Linked DNA regions of Mus musculus: region 2 is linked to region 1. The links are chromatin contacts, found by POLR2A ChIA-PET in ENCODE. All regions are on one chromosome and are shown on one strand. The core of a region is the stretch at or near the end of the contact, and the rest is flanking DNA. Distances in the headings are between cores, read along the strand shown.

Region 1 (4,195 bases), core at 770-3,269:
CCTGATCACTGAGTCAGACATGAAGACAGAAGATAGCACACTTGTGCTGTGGATGACACAGCCAACACGTGTCAATCAGACTAAAGCAGCTCACCACTGATGTGAGCAGAGTCCGGCTGGTGGAGAGAGGGAAGACATGTTCAACTGGCTGCTGACTGCTATGCTCCTCTGGATGGTACCAACAAAGCTGGTATCAACTGAGTGCAGCTAGAACATTCTGAATACACGTATGTTTCGACCATAAAGGCATTTTTACTGCACAAAACTCAAATACAGAAAATGTATCTTTAATCCTTTCAAGCACTAGGAACAAAAAATTTTAAAAAGTTAAAGGGGGGAAAAAAAACCAGGTTGCAAAGCATTCTGATATTTAAAGTATGTGAAAATTATTAAAGTCATAACAAAAGAAGTTTATTAAAAGTTTGAAAACCACTCACTCACACAAAGTTTTTTGGGTTTTGTTTTTGTTTTTTACAAATTTTAAAGAAATTGCCATGATCCAGGCTATTATCCTTTGTGGATGGCCACCCCAAATAACATCTTGGGGATTTGGAAATCTAGAAGAATAAAAAAACAGAAGGGAAAATGTCCTAATGATGCAGTTTTGAACTCCCAGAGAAGACTCTTTAAAACAACCTGAGCCTACCCCATAGCTCAGCAGTAGCATGCCGCAGTCAGCCCTGGGGCTGCCTCCCAGAGGTGGAGCTCCACTTCCCCACCACTCAACCCTTCTTTCCTGACAGGAGCAGGTAAGAGCACACGTATCACAGTGCCATCCTCAGGGTCCTCATGGTCCTCACCCTTCATGACCTTCATGACCTCTTGCTCTATGAACAGGTGCCTTTGGAAGAGCAGAGAGCATGTGAACCACTCTTGGGAAATGACCGTCGGAATTAAGTTCCACTACTAGAGAAGTTCTTCCAGAGTACATAAAGGGGCTGGGAGACATGGCTCTGTGGTTAAGAGCATTGGCTGCTCTTCCAGAGGGTCCAGGTTCAATTCCCAGAAGCTATGTGGTAGCTCAAAACCATCTTTAATTCCAGTTCTAGAAGATCTGACGTCCTCTGGCCTTCCTGGCACCAGGCATGTAAGTGGTGCACAGAAATACAAACAGACAAAACAACCTATACATATAAATAGAATAAATACATCTAAAAAGTATATAAAGTAACTAGAAAGAATATAACAGGTCCAACTGTGCTCCTTATGGCCAACCTCGCTATTCAAGTTAGTTTGTCATACACATCCTTTTCACAAAAGGCATTTTCCAGAGTCGAACCAGGTTCTCCCTCAGCAGCTGGCTTCAGCACTCCCACAAAGCAGGTCTCCAGTCCTTGCCTGTCCTCTGGTCCTCTGTGTGCTAAGTTAAAGCTCAGAGCTTTACCTTTTGCCTTATAAAGCTCAGCGTTCCAAAAGAGGACACAATCGATTCCACACAAGTTGGCCCCAGCAGAGGTAATGAACACTTAAGAAGTTAAGATAGTGACAGACTCCTAAGAGCCACTACAGATACCTGTGCCTACCTACATCTTTTCTACAGAGGAAAGGACTTGTTTCTACAAGTCACCAATAACTACATTTCTCCTACGTAAAGCATTCTTGAAAACATAATTCAAATCAATAAAGCTTCTTAGAGTCCCGTGTGGTTAGTATTTTCCAGACTGAAACAGAACTAAACATTCATACCTGTGGTTGAGCACTGTGGAATTTGTGTCGCGTCCTCCTCTGGCACATTTTGGAATCTTTGCACATACAAGTGTCTTGAAAATCCTCCCAGCACCACAAGTGGTATCGGTCAGACATCTGGCTGACTCCTGTTGGCCTACTGGCCAGTTTGTGCTGTCTGCTGTACCACCACACATCTCCTGAGGGCATAGATGCTCTTCAGTTGATCCTGACCAGCAGTGTGGACTAGCCCACTCTGTAAAGTTCCTTCATTATCTGAAGGATATGCCACGGTGACGAGCAGCAGCTCCAGACTAAAGACCATTTCCCTCCAAGCACAGCACGTGAGCCCAGCTACTACTAACTTCCTCTTTTGGGAGCTTAAAAAAAGGGATGTTCATTCATCATGCAAATGAAGCCCAGGATGACTTCTAGAAGCGGATGTGCTCTCAGTAAACCCATAATAAAGTAGACAAGTACAAATCTCTCCCTGCTTTTTCTCCGCCTGCACTCAAGTGCACTCAACAGGTCCAGCAGCTTGCACTGACTCACACCATCTGCATCTCGAGCTGAGTTTACAAGCAGCCCTGCCTTCACTAGTCACGAGCCCAGCTCATGTGGCTCTGGGTAAACCTTCAGCTGCAAGGTTGCTCTGACATTGGCCGCACCACCCTCTTAATGGTTCTCATGTGAGTAAGTATCAGCTGACAGCTTCTACTCCACAACCTTGCAAAACTCTGTCCACAGTGAGTGAAGGATGGCTACCCACAAGAGTCGAATGGAGATCTTAATATGTAGAAGGAGACGTGTGGGATGAGAAGCAGAGCTGGGGCACACTCTGGCCATGGTATGAGTGGGGATGGGGGAAAGTAATGATGATGAGAGGCAACTGATGGTAAAAAGCCTTCTAACTCTTGCATTTGAATTCCTGGGCTTATTCAAGCTGAGAAAGCCCTGAATTACCAGAGCCCTAGAACAGTGCTAGCTTCTGACATCAACATAGCTCACCTGGATATGGGAGTGTTAGGAGATAAATTTGAGCTGGTGATCCCCTAAACACAGGTCAAGGCTAGAAACCAACAGCAGAGTGATGATACCAATTCCTTTTGCCTGGAATTAGGTTGAAGAAAGTACTACTGGGTCCATCCCTAAGGTGAGGTGAACCATTGGCTGGCTCTATGGTCTTAGTCCTAAAAGTATCTTTATAAATTACCCACTAATTTAAGGTAAGGAAAACTAGGGATGCCAGGCCCAGACCTCAGTTGATTTAAGACATTTTACATGCCGTACATTGGACCGGAACCCGCCACCCTCCATGAACTTAAAAAAAAAAAAAAAAAAAAAAAAAAAAAAAAGACTTCCCAAGTTTCAGATTGCAACACACCTATGACAATGAATTTTCTTCTCTGTGGCAACTGCTAAACTGATGGTGTGAAGACAGACCTAGAGTAGGAGAGAACGAATTCCTTTTTGCACGAAGTTTTGACCCCCGGGCACAAACTGGCCATGGGTTCTTTTTTACCTTTCAACTGTCTAAAATAACTCAAAAAAAACAAAAACAAAAAAAAAACAAACAAACAGGGAACATCCAAATATTATGAAAATTAGTTCCAGTTTAAGGGACAGGACAGCTGGAGGACACAAATGGCCTACAGCATCTCCCAGTCATCTGATGCTCAGACCAAACTTGCAGAAGAAATGAGAGGGCAGGCGCAAGACTGACAGGACAATGCTTTAAATATGGCATAAACTGCAGGGGTAGGTGGGAAGTGCAGGTGGGAGGATGGCACACACCTTTAATCCTAGCACTGGGAGATGGGCAGATAGATCTCTGTGAGTTCAAGGCCAGCCTAGGCTACAAATCGAGTACAGGACAGCCAGGGTCTGTTACACAGAGAAACTCTGCCTCAAACAAGCAAACAACAAAAAGGGCTCAAATCCTGAATTCTATACAGATGTGTTAGAGAAATGCATCTCACTTTTTGTATAAAAAATGAATTTGGGGGCTGATTTGGTTTGGCTAGCATGCCTGAGGCCTGACATTTAGTCCCCAGCACCTCACAAACTGAGTGGTAAAGCACACCGGTCTCAGCACTAGGGATGCAGAGACCGTCTGAGAGCAGCCTGAGGTGCACGAGACTGCCTTTAAAAAATAGTAATAATAAAATAAATGATATTTTGGCTTAAAACTTCAATCTGGACTTAACTAGTATGTAAGGAAGGATCATAAAACACTTTTTTTTTTAAAGAGGGGAGGTATACTAAGATAGAACCCAGGGCTTTATACATGCTAGGCAAGTATTCTAACCATTGTACTATACCGCCAGCTGTCATGACATTCTTTTTCAACATTATACACATACTTAGTAGTTTAGCCACAAAACTGCTATTTCCAAAGTAATTCCAAATAATGTCATAAATATACCTATTTTATCCCTTATCCAAGATCCACACACATATAAATTAAAACAAGAATAACGGACAAAAAGAGGCATGCTCCCAGATGACATCTGGATAAGGATCTGACTGT
Region 2 (4,195 bases), core at 520-3,019, 97 kb after region 1:
TTATAAGTACTTATAGGCAAATTTGGTTGAGTTCAAACATACTATCATCATTTAAAAGGTATTTATTATACCCTGTAGTTTACCATATACAAGTTATCATTTACTTCTGAAAATTCATTCTATTATTTGTACAGCTACTAATTTGCTCGAGAACAGTTGGAACCGTGGCCTCTGATTCCCACCAGAGAATTTTAAAAAGGTATAACGTTTATTCCTTTGCTTAAACGAGCATGGTATCTCTCATGACCCATCTGAACATTTAGGCATAAAGACAGAGTTCCAGTAGAAAGCAAAGTCAGAGTCACTGAACACCGGATCAGCCATACACGACATACTTAGCACATTTAGTTGTCACCACTAGAGGTAACACTGAGTAATGAAAATGTAACAAATTAGCGTTTAAAGAAAAGTCACTGACTAGATCCAAGACTGCATCTAAATTAGACTGTAAACTGATGGCTCTCAAAGCATACCATCTTCTGTGGATAATAGATGCTTGGTTTGAATATACACCATATTGTTTAAACAAGTATACAAATACTTGTTTAAAAATCCCACAGCCAAATTAACTTCAGTAAAGATTTATATTAAGCCAGTTACAACAGAATTCAAGATCCTCTAAACTTCTGTTTGAACGAGGGGGTTGTTTTTAAGTAAAAACTTAAAACTATCCTGCAACTGCTTTAAGAAACACCCATAACAGAAACGCCTGGTGTTAACTCTGGATAATGCAGAAAAAATTCCGACTCCAGACATAATTGGTAATATATGAGTTAATACGATATGAGAGCTCAGACTTCAATTAAGATTAGACTATTATGGCTGCAAAGTCAGGTCAGAGCCAAGGCGAAAACCCACACAAGTTTTTCTTTCTTTCCCATTCCTAATAAGGCGGCAGATAATACCTGAGCCTTGAGGTAAAGATTAGGAGCGGCATTTGGGGGAACTCCACCGAGGGGGCAGTGTTGACAATTTTCTCTTCTCATGACCTTTAACCTAGATGATAATTCTGCCAACTGGGGCAACTCCAAGGTCGGTAAGGTAGGGTCGGCCACCAGGCGCTGACAGCATTGACCTTTGCCCTAGTTTAGCCTAAGACAATAGACAAGGAAAGAGATGCTGGCAGTACCCCGGGTGTGGCCCCAGTCTTGTTTTGTCCCAACTTATCCACCTTGCTCCTTCTGTCCCCACCAGGAGTTTCGTCTCACCAGGGCAGGACAGCTTGGTTAGTCGCACCAACATGTTCAAAGTGACCCGGAGACTTGACCAGATACAAAGGAGAGAGGCGTGGGTCTGCGGCTTGCCGAGGGTGCTGGACTTCTAGGCTACGAGGGGCGCCATCACCTGCCAAGAAGCCCCGACTGCTCAGCTTCTGTCAGCGTCTGGGCTCTGCCGACCGCCCTTGCTTCGCGGCGTACCCGCCCCTCTTCTGCTTTGCGCCGGCGCCACAGAGGACACGAAGGCCAGTAAGGTTTCCGGGTCACATACAAGCCAGGAAAAGGCAGAAGACTCCATCTCCCAGTCATCCTCAGCCAGGAACCTAGTGTGCAGAAGAGGCCGACAAGCTCTCGCGTGTGCGCATGCGCCCTAGAAGCATAGCGAGGCTGATTTGCTAGGCATTCTGGGAGTTGTAGTGTTTAGCTCCTGGAGCTGTGCGCAGGAGCCTGGTGACGCCTGGCTTGATATCTGATTGGCTGTCTGGAAAAAATGAGACGTACTTGGGGTCCAGGGCAGAGACAAACGAGAAGATGGGGCGGGACTCCGTGTGGGAGGAGGCGGAGCCTATGGGCTTTGGGCGCGAGCGGTCGAAAGGCAGTTGGTGAGGGTTCGGTTGCTTGATCCGGTCCAGTAGCCCCAGCTCACTCCCATGGCTGACTCTGAGGAGTTTCGGGCTTCTTCGCCGCCGCCGCCGCCTCCCTCATCTCCGTCGTCAGGCGCCTCTTCGTCGTCCCTCAGCATGCCAGTGAGTTTGGGCTGGCGGGATCCGAGCAGGAGTCCCGGTCCAACCGTGGACCCGCTGGAGCAAGTGGAGCTGCAGATCGGAGACGTGAGTGTCGCCGTTGCGGCTGAGAGCTGATTGCAGCTAGGGTGCTCCTGCCTGCGGTTCTTGGAGTTGAGGGCTAGCCTCGGCTCTCTCTTCCCGCATCTTTCTTTCCTTCTCCTTCTGCTAGCGGTCATCCGCAGCCCCGCTGCCAGGATCCTCTCTCCGCCTCCTCCCATCCCTCGGAGCACTTTGGGCGGTCATAGCTTGCCTCCTTGCCCATTGGTGCTTTCTAAGGGACTCGAGCTTGTGCTTCTAGTTGGCCACCAGCCCAGGGCCAGCTGGTGATGCTGTTGTGTGTCGCTTACTTGGCTCTGTGTTGGACTTGAGTGGACCAGGGCTAATCACAGCCGGCAGATGGATTTGATAGGACAGTTTAGAACAGAATCTTGCAATGCAAAAATTCTGTAAAGTTTTTGTTCAATCTCGAATTCCCAGAAATAACTTCCTGACCCCAACACGTATAACGCTGAGGGGTTGGAGGGTCACAGCGGCACTTTATTTATTTATTATTAGGTATTTTCCTCATTTACATTTCCAATGCTATCCCAAAAGTCCCCCATACCCTCTCCCACTCCCCTACCCACCCACTCCCACTTTTTGGCCCTGGCGTTCCCCTGTACTGAGGCATATAGAGTTTGCCAGTCCAATGGGCCGTTCTTTCCATTGAAGGCCGACTAGGCCATCTTTTGATACATATGCAGCTAGAGTCAAGAGCTCCGGGGTACTGGTTAGTTCATAATGTTGTTCCACCTATAGGGTTGCAGATCTCTTTAGCTCCTTGGGTACTTTCTCAAGCTCCTCCATTGGGGGCCCTGTGATCCATCCAATAGCTGACTGTGAGCATCCACTTATGTGTTTACAGTGGCACTTTATAAGGACTCTTTGAGAGGGAGAAAGGACTGAAGTATGTAGCAGACAATCTTCCTGGAGAGGGTTGTGGAATAACCACACAAAAGATTTGGAAACTAGAACTGGCTGACAGGTTTTTATTCTTTTGTCAAAAGAGATGGCTGAAGTATTAGTCCAGGTCCCTCCCCCCAAACAATACAGGTTACAAATAAATGTGAACAATAAATGCTGACATGATATAAAAAAAGTGTTATTTTATATTTTTTGGTGAAGAAAGCATTTGATTTAAAAGTGAGTTTTTCATAGCTGTGTGTGATTTTAGATGTTCTGTCAGCTCAGCTTAGAGTATAAGTTCTTTGATTTTATTATTTATTTACTTATTTATAGCTCAAAAATAAGTGTTCATGGGTGAAAATAGTGGAACAGGGCTTTTCTTACTTCGTTACCAGGCAAAGTGAGGAAGTCCTTTGGATGGCTCTGCCACTTTTAGTCAAGAGGTTTCCAGGTTGCCTTGGGGAAATATATGAGAGTTGGATGTGTTTTCTGTTAAAAATACTGACTTGTCATATTCAGTGAGTATTTTTATGGCAGGTATTCTTCCTTAAAGTTACGTTATGAAAAAATTTAGAGGCTCTGAGTGCAGCTTGGGTAGAGCTGTGTGCCTCCCCTGTTCTGAGACTTCGGCTTCAAGAAAGAACCAGTGTTTTTTTTTTTTTTTTTTTTTTTGAAAATTCATTTCTTTTAAAGAAAAACATGTGGGCATTTGATTGAAGGTTTTAAGCTATATTTAGACTATGAAGTTAGATGAGGATTTTTTTTTTTAAAAAGCGTGTGTGGGGTTCAGGGTGTAGCTCAGTGCTGGAGGTCCTGGGTACCAGTACCACAAACAAACCCGCTTGACTTTTCTTTCTTTCATTAAATTGTAGGCGGCGTTTTCATTAACTAAACTTCTGGAAGCCACGTCTGCGGTATCAGCTCAAGTGGAAGAACTTGCCCTGAAATGTACAGAAAATGCACGCTTCCTTAAGACGTGGCGCGACCTCCTGAAAGAAGGCTATGATTCCCTGAAACCCGACAACTGACTTGCCGATGTAGTCGCGTAAAGCCTTGCACAGGACCTATTTGCACGTAGAGCACATGGACGCGGCTGCCTGTCTCCAGGCATTTAGACTGAGAATGGGACTTTTCTTGGTATTCTCGACTTGGTGAAAGCAGAATACTGGGCTCTTTTATTTGCTTGTGTGTTTTCTCTGATATGGCAGTATTTTACCTTAGATGCTTTCTGCCCTCTAAGCTTTTGTC

What was found. ChIA-PET counts read pairs that join two places held with the same protein, here RNA polymerase II (POLR2A).
Region 2: POLR2A ChIA-PET joins it to region 1 with 12 read pairs in embryonic stem cell. The contact joins the promoter of 4930579G24Rik here to the enhancer-like site in region 1. POLR2A ChIA-PET finds 5 or more read pairs at or near these places in 4 of 5 experiments (Patski and embryonic stem cell).

What each region holds. Positions count from the first base shown.
Region 1 is chr3:79,529,857-79,534,051 of GRCm38, forward strand. The region is part of intron 1 of Fnip2 (folliculin interacting protein 2); the gene reads right to left. Among named protein-coding and RNA genes, the nearest start is that of Gm36442, 20 kb to the left of the region's middle. Within about 2 kb of position 2,020, at least 1 of the 3 ENCODE cell types and tissues checked has a DNase peak (open chromatin) inside an H3K27ac peak, as active enhancers do.
Region 2 is chr3:79,627,310-79,631,504 of GRCm38, forward strand. 4930579G24Rik (RIKEN cDNA 4930579G24 gene) reads left to right here and starts at 1,770. Exons shown (of 2, transcript NM_029482.1): 1 at 1,770-2,047; 2 at 3,820-4,195. The coding sequence starts at 1,868. The coding sequence ends at 3,975. It overlaps Etfdh (electron transferring flavoprotein, dehydrogenase), which reads right to left and starts at 1,458. Exons shown (of 13, transcript NM_025794.2): 1 at 1,209-1,458. The coding sequence starts at 1,242.